5 separate regions of the Mus musculus genome follow, and regions 2, 3, 4 and 5 are each linked to region 1. Evidence: chromatin contacts called from ENCODE POLR2A ChIA-PET data. All regions are on one chromosome and are shown on one strand. The core of a region is the stretch at or near the end of the contact, and the rest is flanking DNA. Distances in the headings are between cores, read along the strand shown. Region 1 holds the start of Jund (jun D proto-oncogene). Region 2 holds the start of Uba52 (ubiquitin A-52 residue ribosomal protein fusion product 1). Region 3 holds the start of Kcnn1 (potassium intermediate/small conductance calcium-activated channel, subfamily N, member 1). Region 4 holds the start of Ell (elongation factor RNA polymerase II). Region 5 holds the start of Slc5a5 (solute carrier family 5 (sodium iodide symporter), member 5).

Region 1 (2,752 bases), core at 151-2,650:
GGCCCCAGTAGCACCAGCGACGCTCGACGCACCCGCAGCCAGGCCGCTCAGCGCCTCCTCGCCATAGAAGGGCGTTTCCATCCCCACCTTCCCCCGCCGCGCTCGGCCCCGGGGCGGGGGGAGTGGCCGCGGCCTCCCCGGGGGGCCCCGTATGCCCCCCAGTCCGCTGCCCGTACAGACCGGCTCCGATGCCGGCCGCTCTGCCCCGCGCCGCCCGCGCGCACTCTTATAGCCTCGGCCCCCGCGATGAGCTCACCGCCCCCGCTCGCCATTGGCGCGAGGTGACGTCGTTGATTTGCATAAAGGGGCGGGAGCGGGACGCCCTCGCCTGGTGGCGGCCGCTGTTGCCAAGAGCGACGCTCGCTACATGGCACAACAACGCGCTGCATTGTGGGTTGACGTCATGGGGGTGGGGCTGAACGCGGTTTGGCCGGGTCACCACGCCCAGCTTGGATTGCCGGGCAGGCTCTGTCCCTACCCTGCTGTTTCTTGCCTCTCCTCCCTTTCTCTTCCTCCCCTCTTTACTTCCCTCTAGATCTTGCCTCTCTGTTTCTCAAACTGGACCTCATCTGTGCGTCTATCTCTCCCCTGTCTCTGGCACTTCTGTGGCGTGATGTGTGGAGCCTCATAAACCCAGGCCCTCTGTGAAGCCACGCCCCGCGTCACGCCCACCGAAGGCACGCCCCTCGGGGGCCGGGCGCCGGCCAGGGTTCCTCCGGCTGGGAGCTGGCAGGTGTGGGCAGGAAGGGGGAGGCAGAGGAGGGTCCCTTGGAGAGTCCCCACAACTACTTAGCTCCTTGTCAGTTTCACAGGGTGGAGTCGAACGCCCTAAAAGCTGACCTCCTGCCTTTTCCTTGGGGAAACTGAGGATGGGATGTGTGGAGTCCAACTGCAGCCAGGGTAGCCATCAGTTGTAGGTTTTTTTCTTGATCTCGGTGAAAAAAAATTTTTTTAATCTTTGTTTTGGGTCAAGACAGGATCTCATCCTCTAGACTCCGCTATTCATGAACTTAACTTCAGTCCCCCTGTTTCATATTCCCAAGTGTGGCAGTAACAGGCCTGAGTCTCTTAACCTCGGCCTACAGATCTCGGTTTTTATTTTACATGCTGGTGTGTTTGTCTGTGTGGTTGTGTATCTGTGTTTGTCTGTGTAGGTATCTGTGCTTTGTGTGTGTGTGTGTCCAGGAAGGTCAGAGGAGAGTTGGGAGTCTGTTCTCCCCGGTGTGGCACTCTGGCTGTCCGACTTGGGTGCAGTCACGTTTACTTTCTAAGCCTACCCTATGGCCCTGGATTGGGACGTTTTGAAACAGAATCTCACTCTGTACCCCAGAATGACCTCCCGAACCCCCCAAAATCTCACCTCAGGCTTCTGGATGACTAATATATGCCATTGTGCCTTGCTTCGGTTTCAGTTATTAGGACACCCTGTACCCTAGCTGACCAAGACTGAGGGTGATTTCACTGCCTCAACGTGAAAGACGTGCCCATCACCTCATCTTAGCATGAGATTTGAGTCTTGGGTTTGTTGAGTTTTACTTTGTGTTTTGAGCAAGGATCTCTCACCTTCCAGCTGGGGCTGGCTGGGAACTTACAGATGTGGACCTGCTAAGTGCTAGAGTTAAAGGGCACTATGCAAAAGCTGTAACCCAGGTTGACCTGGGGCTCCTGCTGATGGAAGTTCTGGGGTGAGCTTGTGGGGTTTTTTTTGTTTTGTTTTGTTTTTGCCTTTGTTTTGAGACAGAATTTTTCTGTAGCTCAGGCTAGACTTGAGAAGTGATCCTTCTGCCTTCTATGTGCTGTAAGGACAGGCATTTACCACACATTTGTCCTCCCAAGGACAGAACTAGGGTGCCAGGCCTCTGGACAGCCATGGCAGTACACGTTTTTACTCTTGACTCTTCTAGAGCCTGAGGTGGGTCCCAGAGTGGAGCCTGCAAATGAGAATCCGGACTGGTAATTACCCTCTTAATTAGTACAGTATGCCACCAGGCCTGATGCAGGCTTTTCTGCTTGCTGGGAACGGAGGTGGAAGAGGTGGGAGCAACAAGTCCCAGCACACTCAACACAACCCTTAGAAGACCAGAGAGGAGTCTCATCCCTTCTCTGTGACTCCTCTCCAATCTGTACCCCATTGGAGCTCCTTTGCACCTCAGGACCTTCGCCCAGGCCATTGAGGCCTCAGAGGGTTCTCCCCCCTCCCCCCAAACCCCCGCCCGAGCCTTGACCAGTTGTTGCCTCAGAGAGCCACACACCCAGGTTTTATCCCCTTTTGTAGGCAAGTGACCATCCAGAAAGATAGAGTGGACTCTCCCCTCACCACACACGTGGGGTTTGCGCTTCGCGAGCCATATCCCAGCCAGCACCCCCTCCCCCGCCCCCCGCCAAACGACTGAGCCAGCTAGTGCTGGCCCAACGCCAGCCAGCCCCCGGCGCCAGGCCTGCCTCTCCCCGGGGCCGTACGGAGCTTGGCGGAGCGCGCGAGGCTCCGCCCTGACCTTGGGACTTGGCCTTGGCGGGTGGGGGATGGGCGGGCGTGCGCTCTGGAGGCGGTGGTTTGAGCTGACTGGGGACAGGTTTACGTACCAAATTAAGTTTTACCTCTGTTGAGACTCACTTTCCCTATCAGGCAAGGAGAGCATTTTGTAGTGGCATGGAAAATGTAAAGAAATAGTAAGACCTGAACATTTTTGGTTGCTTTTCGAGACAGGGTTTCTCTGTGTAGCCCTGGCTGTCCTGGAGCTCACTCTGTAGA
Region 2 (2,760 bases), core at 172-2,671, 190 kb after region 1:
AAAATGAACTCAACAGTAGTTTTGGAGGTGTTTGCCTCATGCTGTTTGGACCTTTTGGTTGCATGTTATGGTTTCCAACTTTGTTTTACAAATGTGTGAGCTTATGCCTGTGTTTCTCATCCTATTCTGGTTTTGTTTTATTTGCCTGTTTCTTTTCTAATTAAAAAAGAAAAAATGTGTGGCTTTGAGTGGGTAGGGACCTGGGGAGAATCTGGGGCGTCGTCTTGAAGGAAATCCTGATAAGTCTATACTATATGGGGAAAAAGAGCCTACTTTCAATTAAAAAAAAAAAAGTCATTTTCCCAGTTACCTCCACATCTGCTTTTTGCCTGGTGCACTGGGAAATAGTTAAGAAACGAAGAGCCACACAGCCAAGCTCATAGGAAAGTTAGCTCTGCAAGGTCTCGTGATTGTACTGCTTGTCTGAAACAGGAGCTCACTGCGGATGCTCCACTTTGTGGACCACAGTGGCCTTGAACTTCCAGAAATCCGGGGCCTCTGTCCCCCAACTGCTAGGATTCATTTCTTTTTTTTTGTTTGTTTGTTTTTTTTTTGTTTTTCGAGACAGGGTTTCTCTGTGTAGCCCTGGCTGTCCTGGAACTCACTCTGTAGACCAGGCTGGCCTCGATCTCAGAAATTCACCTGCCTCTGCCTCCCAAGTGCTGGGATTAAAGACGTGCGCCACCACGCCCGGCCTAGGATTCATTTCTATTGCCTGTGCGCGCCGGTTAAAGCTGGCGAACAACTCGGGTCGGTCCTCTCCCTCCACCATGATGGTAACGTGCCTTTACCCGCTGAGTCTTCTCATTGGCTTTGGAGAAAGCGGCTTACTCTGTTTTGTTTTGTTTTTTGGTTTTTCGAGACAGGGTTTCTCTGTGTAGCCCTGGCTGTCCTGGCACTCACTGTGTAGACCAGGCTGGCCTCGAACTCAGAAATCCGCCTGCCTCTGCCTCCCGAGTGCTGGGATTAAAGGCGTGCGCCACCATGCTCGGCCTAGGATTCATTTCTATTGCCTGTGCGCGCCGGTTAAAGCTGGCGAACAACTCGGGTCGGTCCTCTCCCTCCACCGTGATGGTGATGGTAACGTGCCTTTACCCGCTGAGTCTTCTCATTGGCTTTGGAGAAAGCGGCTTACTCTGAACCCCAGCCGACTGGTAGGTAGCGCGGGCTAGCCTAGTACTCACCGCGGTCCGCCTGTTGCGGTGACAGCACAACGCCTCAATTACACAAAAACCTGTCCCCGCCGCGAAGGCAGCGGAGAAGGCTCCCGCAGGAGCTGCTATCACTCATGTGTTAAGCTCCACCCGGAAGCGGCTCCAGACAGAACGACTATTCTCGCCAGGACCCAACATGGCGCCCGGCGAAGCCCGGGGCGGGACGACATGCGGCGCGGATTGTGACGTAAACGCGCAGCGTGCTCAGTGCGCAGGCGCTCTCAGAGGAGACTAGGGGGTTTCCGGTTCCGCTGTCCTCTTTCTCTTCAACGAGGCGGCCGAGCGGGTTGGTGCCGTCCGCGTCGCGGCTGGGCTGTTGGCGGCTGGGCCTGGGCGGGGACGCGGCGGGGGTCGGCGAGGCGACTGTAGGGGTTCGCGGGCGCCGCTTCGGCGTCGTGCATGTTCGGTGGGACTCGGCCGCCAGGACCTGGGCGCGCGGCGGGCACGCGGCAGTGCAGCCCGGGCGCTGCGGGCGGAAGACCAAGGGCACTGACCTGAGCTCCAGGGCGAGTTCTGGGCCTAGCCTGAGATACAATGCGCGTTTGGGTCCAGTGTTGGCTGCAGAGGGAGTTCAGGGCCAGCCTGTGCTTGGGGGGGGGTGGTTGTGGCCCCCAAGGCTGGAAAGTTTGCCTGGGTTAAACTTCGTCTTAAAAAAAAAAAAAGGCTAAACTGTGCGTGGCGGTGAACTGCTCTCACCTCAGCACCTGAGAAGCAGGGCATAGTTGAGTCCAGCCGGCCCTATTGAGAAGAAACCTTTGCTGTCCGATCCTTCAGTTGGAAGGCACTCTTGCTGGGGTGGCAAGCTGTTGGGTAGGATTTCCCGACCCACCGGGTGGTGGTGACTGGCAGAGTGGGACTGCTGAGCCGTAGTCCGCAGCAGGATTTGGCTTTTTGGTAGTAAAGGTAACTAAGAAATAAGCAGTCTTAGGTGGTTAGTAGAAGCCGACGGACCTCTGTCTTTTACTCATGCGTCTCCTTCTGATGTGTAGCAGACGCCAACATGCAGATCTTCGTGAAGACCCTGACGGGCAAGACCATCACTCTTGAGGTCGAGCCCAGTGACACCATCGAGAATGTCAAGGCCAAGATCCAAGACAAGGAAGGTGGGCTGTGCTGTTCAGGGCGTTCTCCTACGGGTGGGAGCGCTTAAGGATCTTGGTCTGCTCGTCTCTTGAGTGAATGGGGTCTAACCAGCTTCTGCAGGAAGGAGTTGTGGCCAACCTGGTTTCTCTCGTGCACAGGCATCCCACCTGACCAGCAGAGGCTGATATTCGCGGGCAAACAGCTGGAGGATGGCCGCACCCTGTCCGACTACAACATCCAGAAAGGTAAGGGCTGTTTTGCTTGTCTGGTATTGTAGGTGGGGGCTGGCGTCCGACTGCTATTGCGGTCGTTGGCATGGTTGACTTACGTATTTACTGTGGGTATTTATTTGTGATGGCTCTGAGGCAAAGGGCAGAAGACCACTTTTCTAGCCTTGTGTGGGCTGAAGGGATTGAGCCCAGCTCACCAGACTCACCTGGCTGCCCCTACTTACCAAACCTTT
Region 3 (2,700 bases), core at 56-2,555, 160 kb before region 1:
GGAACAAATGGGGCTTGGTGGCCCAGGCCTATCCTGTCAGGTAGGACCTGAGAGGTAGAGGCAAGATGGCCAGTTCCAGGCCATCCTCAGCTCTATAGTAAGTCTGAGCCTCACAGATATGAAACCCTTTCTAAAACAAAAAGCAAAACAATTCCTGGGTAGGGGGTAGGCAGGGAAGGCCCACAGCCACAGGCTGAGGTGGCCACATGCAGAAGGTTTAGGGGCTGGAGGCAGAACCTGGTGCTCTTGGCCTGTCCCTCTGTGGTGTCTCCTGGAACCTGCTTACATCTATCACCCCAGGCTGGTTCCATCTGGCTCCACCTATGTGGATAGTGCAGATGTGGTCCCCAACACCTGGACTGTCACTCTGTTGGTGGCTCTGCTGGGGCTCAGTGCTGTCACTGCTCCCAGGCCACTTGCTGGCCACACATCTGCCCCTCAGTCCTTCCTGAGGCCCTCTAAACTGCAAAGACATTGGGCCAGGAAGAAGCAGGAGCTGGGTGGCTGGGGTGGGGGTGGGGAGGGGATTAGGGAGGGGATACACACACTCATCGCTCGGCTGCAGGCAAACCTCAGCTCCCCAGCTTGTCAGTAATCACGTGACTGAAGGGGCGGAGACTAGACTCCTTGGTCTCTGGGATGTCTTAGAAGACACCTGAAACTCCAGCACCTTAGGAAGTAGGCTGAGAGGAGGATTTCAGTGAGTAAATTCAAGATCAGCTTTGGCTACAGAGCTATCAAAACAAACAAACAAAACCCAAGACCACAAAAAATGTTGCATGAGCTGGAAAGGGGGGCCCAAAACTGTCCCAGCGCTCAGGAGGTGAAGGGAGAAGGAACAGAACTTCAAGGCCACTCAAGGCTAACCTGGACTCCCTGGTAAGTTCTAGCGCAGCCTGTACTTCACAGTGAGTTTGACGCCAGACTAGGTTATGTGAGACCTTGATTCAAAACAAAAACTTTCATGAGTGAGCTCTGTAAGTTTGGCTTGAATGATGGGGGCAGAGCAGGTTCGGGGGTCTCCCCAGCCCTGATGATTGCAGCTGCCTGGAGCTCTTTCTGCCCGCAAGGCTAATAGGGTTTAAGATCGGGGTCCCTGAGGTGAGCGGGCTTGTCTGTCCCCAGAGATGAGGTCCAGGTGTGCAGGATCACCTGCAATAGCCAGCTGCCTGTGCACAGATGCCCATCACCGGGGTTCTTATTCTTGCCCAGTGCCCAGGAGGGAGCTTTAAGCATGGGCGGAGCCTGCGGGGTCATGGGGGTGGGGCCTGGTGCACTCAGCCAATCCAAGGCGCCGCTCATACGGGGCGGCGCTGCTCCCCCTCCCTGGCCGGTCTCGGCGGGGACGCGCTGGCACGAGGGTCCAGGTCCCCGCCCGCAGGTATTGGCGAGAGGAAGCGGGGGTGAGGGGGCTGGGGGGGCAGTAATAGCGGGTCCCTGGGCTATGCGACTAGGGACGACGCTGGGGATGGTGTTGCCACGCGGTCAGGGGTCAGGGACACAGAAGAGAGGGTGCGCGTGTCCCCCGGTGAGGGAAGATTGCGAGTGGGAGACGCTGAGTCCATAAAGTCCATGCACAAGGATGGATGTGATACGGCCAGTGACATGAGCACTCTTCGGCCACCCTAAACTGAGGTCAAGGTGCTCAGTGACAGCACCTGGGCTGCCAGACTGGCCTTGTAAGCTCCCTGGTAGCCGGTGTGCAAAGGGCAAGCAGAGCCGGGCACCCTGAGGAGTCAGTGAGCCTGGTGAGAAGAGCTCTGGCACCCTTCCTCAACTCCATTTCCCCACCAGCTGCTGGGGAGGCCACCTGACACAGGTCTAGTGTCTTGGGAGTTTCTGTCATGAGCCGTTATCACTGTGGTTCCTACAAGAGTTGTGGGAGGTGGGTGCCTCCTTGAGACTCACAGCAAGGGACACCTATTGATCCGATTTTATTTTATTTTGAGACAGGTTCTCAGGTAGCCCTAGTTGGCCTCAAAGGCCAGGCTAGCCTTGCTGTTTAGCACCTCTTGATAGGTATGTATCACCAGTCCTAGCATGGCGACTTACACCTGCCATCCCAGCACCTGGGGTTTGCCACAGTGCCAACCTGCACTATAGATTGAGAGCCTGTCTCTAAAGTAAATAAATAAAATTACAGAAGACAAGAGAAAACGGACTGAGCTGGTACCCCAGGCTCCATGACAGAAAGCAGCTCTGTCCTCAGCTCACAGCCACTCGGGCAGAGCCAGCCTGGTTCCCTGTCAAGGTCCTGCCCTCAGCCACCGCCAGGCTGTGTCCCTTAGTCTGTGTCTGACTCGGTGCTGGCAGAGGATCCAGGGGCCACCCAACCTCCCTCAGCTTTGCTCTTCTTTTTAAAACCAGAAGAGGTATCCCCCTTGTGCCTGGGGCAACAGACAGTCCTTTTAACTGGAGGCTCAAAACACAGCCAGCCCAGGACTGGTCACTGAGCCCTGCCTGCTCTGCATCTGTCCTGTGCCAGCCAGCCTGCCCAGGAAGAGGCTGTCTCAGGGAACAACATGGCAGCACCTAGGCTTGGCATATGTGTCAGACAGCTGAGTCACAGCCCCATATTGCCTCTTCACCTGTGTGTCTTGCAGGCACCCAGGCCACCTTGTCACCTGCTGTTGGTAGCTTGAGGGGCAGGGGGTGCTCATGGGCCAGGATGATTGCAGGGCATGCTGGTGTCTGGGAGGT
Region 4 (2,700 bases), core at 39-2,538, 160 kb after region 1:
CAGGACTAGTCAGAATGGCCCAAGGGGAAAGACTACAGGTTGGAATTCTAACCAGGAAGAGTGGCTGGGCTGGTCACTCAGTGGCTGCCACCCAAATCCTCACCACCTCTTCCTTCTCACCTGCAGGGGCACTTTCTGCCCCTTTTGACAAGGGAAGAAGGACTTTTTCCAAAGAGATTCAACCTGTTCTAGGAAGGAAAAAACTAAAACCCGGGCACGGGCAGGAAGTGGCTCAAAGAAGTGAAGGGAAGACATGCAGGAAGAGGTAGGCTCCCCAGATCACTGAATGGGGAATAAATTCCTGGCTTGGCCAATGGTGCAGCACATGTCCTGGGCAGGAAGAAAACCACATTCTTTCCTAGTTACTCTCTGTTCACTCGACCGCGTCAACACCCCCCGAGCCAGCACAGGCAAACACACATCCCAGACACAGACTCAACACCCCAGTCACTTTAGTAAGATGAACCCTCAAGCCACTTCCCCTGGGGTCCTGCAACTTCTGTCTCAGTGGATGGATGCAGGGTGATACCGTGGCTTGGGTGGGGCATCAAGGTGTGACCCAGAGTGAGGCACAGGAAAGAGGGACACAGCCAGGATCCCTAACCCCACTCCCAAGCCAGGAGGCAGTACCAAAAAGCCTGGAATTTCTCCCAGATGAAGAGTGGAAAATGGAGAGACCAAGTGTGGTGGCTACAGTTGCCTCCTGCTGAGTGCCCAGGGGAGGAAGCCCCCATGGCTAACACAACCACCTCCGTCGGTGAGAAAAACACAACAGCCTTGTCCAAAATATCCAGGGAAACAGGGTTACAAGAGTGGCAGGATCTGGGGCCAGGCAGTAAGTTTCTGTCAAACTACCCCTTCTATGAGTGGATCCAAACACACCTGTCATCCCAGCACTTAAGAACCTAAGGCAGGAGGATGGCCGTCAGTTCAGGGACAACCTGAGCTACATAGAAAGGACCTATTTTTAAAAAAAGAGACAAGAGTAGAGCCAACCTGAAGGATGTCACTGGGGCTGGTCAAGGTATCGCCAGGTGTGGACGCGCGGCCTTGTCCCCCACAGGTCCCCGCAAGTGTCTCCCCACGGCGCAGCCTACCCGCCAGGACGCCGCAAAGCTCACCTGGTGGGCCCGGTAGCTTTCAAAAGCCTTCAAAGCACTGTCGGTGAGCTTCACGTGGAACACCGACACCCTGCTGCCGTCGCTCACGCGCCCACACGACAACCCGTAACTCCTAGCCTCCTTCAGCGCCGCCATCTTGCAACCATCACTCCCCCGCCCCCCTCCTCAGCGACTGCGCCCGCACGCCGGCCTGACCCGCCCCGCCCCGCCGCGCCGCCCGCCGACGTGCTGCATTATTCATGAGGCCAGCATAGCCACGCCCCACTCCGGGCGCGCGTGCCTTCTTTGACAGAGCTGAGGAACATTTTGCCTCGGGCCCGCACAGATGGCCACGCCCCCAAGCACTTACAGGCCCGCTCTCGGGACCGGAGACTGTGAGTCTTGCTGTATTATTCAAGAAGAGAGGTTAGCCACGCCTTCCCGCGCGCTCCAAACCCGCCTTCAAAAACTAACCACAGCGCAACTGGCCACTCCCTAAGGGTCTCGCGAGGCCAGTCATAGCCTTAAAACAGCTCTTCAGAGCTCTCTAAGAAACTTCCCTCCCTTGCAAACAACTCCCATGCGCGTGCGCCAGTTCACAGACAGGCTCCTCCTACCTGACGACTCCTCCTGCATTATTCATGAGACGAAGGCAGCCTCGACCCCAAGACTGCAGGAAACCCATCCTCATCCCAAACCCAGCAAAGCCCTCTCAGCCTCGCGACCTGTCGCGTGAGTGTGTTATTTATGAGAAACTGGCCGTGATCTCCGACGTGTTGGTAGACTGCCAGGCCGCGACGACGAACACGTTTGTTCGCAGTTGCCAGCCAGATCTAGATGGTCACTCATATGCAGCGAGCCCACCCCGCCCCCAGTGAAAAAAAAATCACCTTAAAGAAACATATTTAGCCACGCCTACACGCGTTGAAGCCCGCCTCCTCTACCAGCCCTATGCCACGCCCCCAAACGCCCATGGAACCCTGCGTCACCGAGGAACTGCTCCCCAAGCGCTCCGCGTTTGGCCACGCCCCCAAACTCCCGTAAAGCCCGCCTACCGACTTGCTGTATTATTCATGAAGCAGGCGTGGCCACTCCCCCACCCCGTGCTTGCTGATTTTCCCAGACCACCGCTTGCCCGCCAAACGCCCAACTGATACGCCCCCCGCAGTCGCAGGGTCTGCCCTACTTCAGTTCATGCACTGGGCTACATAGTCAGACCCCAAGCTCCCGAGGCCCTCCCCAGAAGCCTCAGCCGCTGGGCAAGCTGAGTTATTCAGGAGTTGCCGCTGCCGCGTTTCAAAAACCAATTTTCAAGGGTTTCCCACCCAACTGACTTAAGATCCCTGACCGCTTGACCGACGTGGCCTATTCCCCACCCGCTCATAAGTATAAGAGCTGACGGTTCCATCTTTCCAAGCTCCTAACCTCGCCGCTACATGTGTTACTCATGAACCCTTAACACTTGAACTTGGGCCTTTCAGCTTGATATTTATGCTTTTTTTCCGCGTTCCTTGGGTGGAGTCTAGGCACAGCTCTCCAGAGGGTCAAGTGCCAGGCCTGCTCGCACCAGGACGGAGTGGGCGTCTGTTGAGGCTTGTGG
Region 5 (2,760 bases), core at 238-2,737, 200 kb before region 1:
CATGACTGCAAGTGTTGTCCCAACATGGCAGTCCCGCTGCCTCGGGAAGACTCTTCCCTCCCTCCTGCGTTAGTGCTTCTTCCCATTCAGAATACATGTGTCATCTCATCTTAGTTCTACCCATTCTGAAGCCTTGCAAAAACCTGAAACCCCGGGCTGGAGAGATTGGCTCAGTTAAGAGCACTGACTGCTCTTCCAGAGGTCCTGAGTTCAGTTCCCAGCAACCACAATGTGGCTCACAACCATCTGTAATGGAATCCAGTGCCGCCTTCTGGTGTGTCTGAAGCCAGCTACAGTGTACCCACATGTAAATATAAAATAAAGTCTAATAAGAAGAGAAAAGCCCTTTCAACCTCATCAGTAATGCCCTCAAGCCCGCCTGCCACCTAGGTTTAGGAGACTGCCCTAGCCAGGCCTCCCTCCTAACCAGCACCTCCAGGCAGGCAGTCCAGCCAGTATACAGCATATGAGGCCACCAGGGGGCGTGTGCCTTAGTTTTACTTATCAGACCACCCGGGAAGTACAGACGTGGCTCAATAGGGAATCAACCCTGAACACCCCAGAAACGGCCAGTTCTCCAGAAAAGGGTCCCGGTGACAGTTCTGCATCATCCCAAGCCCTGGGTCCCTTGAAAGCCACTATCAGCAAACTTCTGTTCTGGACCCAGGTATGCCAAAGTACCTGCGACAAGAAGGGAGAAATGGGTATCCAATGAACCCTCACTTGTCATCCCAGCACTAGGGAAGCCATGGCAGGATTGACACACCTTTGTGGTCAGCCTGTGGGAAAGAAAGGAAGAGAACAGGAAAGGGGAGGACAGCCAGGTCAGGTGTAGTGCACACTTGTGTTCCTGCCGGTAGGGTGGGCCTTGGTCAGGACTCCATACCAGCCTGAGCTACATGAGACTCAGCCTCAAACGCGTGCGTACACGCATACACACACACACACACACACACACACATACACACACATACAACCATAGGTCCAGACTGCCCTGTGCAGGTAGGGAAACTGAGTCCTAAACAGAAGGAAGAAATTCTCCAAAGAGAACCTGAGTGCCTCCCACCGGGTTAGCAAGGGTGGACAGTTCCTTCTCCCACGCTGCGGAGAAAGGCAGATGCTCTCTGGGGGGAAGGCTCGAGTCTCGTTTTTCCTTATGGGGCCCGGAAGTCCCCGAAAGTGAACCCCAGTCCTGGGTTCCTCGTAGCTCTGGTTCCTAACTCCCGCAGGCTGTGTGAACAGAGGGGAGCGGAGGTCTGAGCCGTCCAAGGCCCTTCCTGTCTGTTCACAACTCTACACGGAACAAGCCCTAGATGTGGGAGAAAGTGTCAGGAGACGCTAGTGTCCCCCCAACCCCGTTGCCCGCACCCCTGAAGGCCCGCTCGCCCCAGGACGGAAAGGGTGCGGGTCGCGCCCGCCTCCCAGGCTGGGGGCGGGGCCGCGCTGACCCCGGAGCCCAATAAATCCGCCGCGCGAAAAGCTTGTGGGTCGACGGCCCAGCAGGAACTCGCGCTGCGACGACGCTCGCTCTGAGAGTCCCCGACGTCCTCCGCATCCTCTCCGTTCCGAGTTACCTGTCTCCATGGAGGGCGCGGAGGCAGGGGCCCGGGCCACCTTCGGCCCCTGGGACTACGGCGTGTTCGCGACCATGCTGCTGGTGTCCACGGGCATCGGTCTGTGGGTCGGCCTGGCCCGCGGCGGCCAGCGCAGCGCCGACGACTTCTTCACCGGGGGCCGGCAGCTGGCGGCAGTGCCTGTGGGGCTGTCGCTGGCCGCTAGCTTCATGTCGGCTGTGCAGGTGCTCGGGGTCCCCGCGGAGGCAGCGCGCTACGGTCTCAAGTTTCTGTGGATGTGCGTGGGCCAGTTGCTCAATTCGCTGCTCACAGCCTTGCTCTTCTTGCCGATCTTCTACCGCCTGGGCCTTACCAGCACCTACCAGGTAGGGGACTTGGTCCCATGGGAAGGTTCCGGGAAGATGCCGCGGGCACCGGGCAGGGCCAGGAAGGAGGAAGAGCCAGTCCGGGCCCCACAGCTCGCAGCAGCCTCGGGGCAGTGGCCTCCCGCTGACACCTGTCCCTGCGAGTGCCCGTACCAGCCACCCACCGGCGCCCGACAGAGTTCAAACGCCTGCAGTGAGGTGTAGGATTTCCCAAACGCTCAACAACTGTAGTGAAAACGGAATAGCATCCACTTGCAGTTTCAGCACTAGGGAGATTGAGGCAGGAGGATTGCCATGAGTACCAGGCCAGTTTGGACTCCCTAGGGATACCCCAGTTTCAAATCTGAGGGCGCAACTAGGCACCCTGAAACAACGGTCCAACAAGTGTAGCGACAATATGAAGTCCCATGTGTGATATCTCAGTACTAGAGAAGCTTTGGCAGGAGGATTGCTGCGAGTTCCAAGCCGGCTTAACCTACACAGAGACTCTGTAAGCTCAGTTGGGCACTCCGGAACAGAGTAGAAACAGTGAGGATGGCTGAGGGGTCACTTGCCCGGTAACCTCCAGCCCTTGGCTCCCTCTGCAGTACCTAGAACTGCGCTTCAGCCGAGCGGTCCGGCTCTGCGGGACGCTGCAGTACTTGGTGGCCACGGTGAGCGAGCTGCCCGCCCTGCCACGCCCACACGAGCAATTATCATAGCCCGCTCCAACCTGACCTCACGCCACACCCCTCATCCTACCTGGCCCCGCCCCCTTCCAGCTTGAGCTAAGCTTCTCTGGGACATACAAGGACCACGCCTATAGCTCTGCCCTCATTCTG

The links. ChIA-PET counts read pairs that join two places held with the same protein, here RNA polymerase II (POLR2A).
Region 2: POLR2A ChIA-PET joins it to region 1 with 14 read pairs in embryonic stem cell. The contact joins the promoter of Uba52 here to the promoter of Jund in region 1. POLR2A ChIA-PET finds 5 or more read pairs at or near these places in 4 of 5 experiments (Patski and embryonic stem cell).
Region 3: POLR2A ChIA-PET joins it to region 1 with 14 read pairs in embryonic stem cell. The contact joins the promoter of Kcnn1 here to the promoter of Jund in region 1. POLR2A ChIA-PET finds 5 or more read pairs at or near these places in 4 of 5 experiments (Patski and embryonic stem cell).
Region 4: POLR2A ChIA-PET joins it to region 1 with 37 read pairs in embryonic stem cell. The contact joins the promoter of Ell here to the promoter of Jund in region 1. POLR2A ChIA-PET finds 5 or more read pairs at or near these places in 4 of 5 experiments (Patski and embryonic stem cell).
Region 5: POLR2A ChIA-PET joins it to region 1 with 20 read pairs in embryonic stem cell. The contact joins the promoter of Slc5a5 here to the promoter of Jund in region 1. POLR2A ChIA-PET finds 5 or more read pairs at or near these places in 4 of 5 experiments (Patski and embryonic stem cell).

The regions. Positions count from the first base shown.
Region 1 is chr8:70,696,387-70,699,138 of GRCm38, reverse strand. It overlaps Jund (jun D proto-oncogene), which reads right to left and starts at 1,400. Exons shown (of 1, transcript NM_010592.5): 1 at 1-1,400. The coding sequence starts at 81.
Region 2 is chr8:70,509,078-70,511,837 of GRCm38, reverse strand. It overlaps Uba52 (ubiquitin A-52 residue ribosomal protein fusion product 1), which reads left to right and starts at 1,421. Exons shown (of 4, transcript NM_019883.4): 1 at 1,421-1,500; 2 at 2,204-2,317; 3 at 2,456-2,542. The coding sequence starts at 2,215. It overlaps 4930522P08Rik (RIKEN cDNA 4930522P08 gene), which reads right to left and starts at 1,352. Exons shown (of 2, transcript NR_151735.1): 1 at 1,185-1,352.
Region 3 is chr8:70,855,613-70,858,312 of GRCm38, reverse strand. It overlaps Kcnn1 (potassium intermediate/small conductance calcium-activated channel, subfamily N, member 1), which reads left to right and starts at 1,305. Exons shown (of 10, transcript NM_032397.3): 1 at 1,305-1,381.
Region 4 is chr8:70,538,263-70,540,962 of GRCm38, reverse strand. Ell (elongation factor RNA polymerase II) reads right to left here and starts at 1,288. Exons shown (of 12, transcript NM_007924.2): 1 at 1,122-1,288. The coding sequence starts at 1,256. Gm51534 (a long non-coding RNA gene) reads left to right here and starts at 1,434. Exons shown (of 2, transcript XR_003947400.1): 1 at 1,434-1,495.
Region 5 is chr8:70,891,484-70,894,243 of GRCm38, reverse strand. It overlaps Slc5a5 (solute carrier family 5 (sodium iodide symporter), member 5), which reads left to right and starts at 1,487. Exons shown (of 15, transcript NM_053248.2): 1 at 1,487-1,939; 2 at 2,527-2,592. The coding sequence starts at 1,583.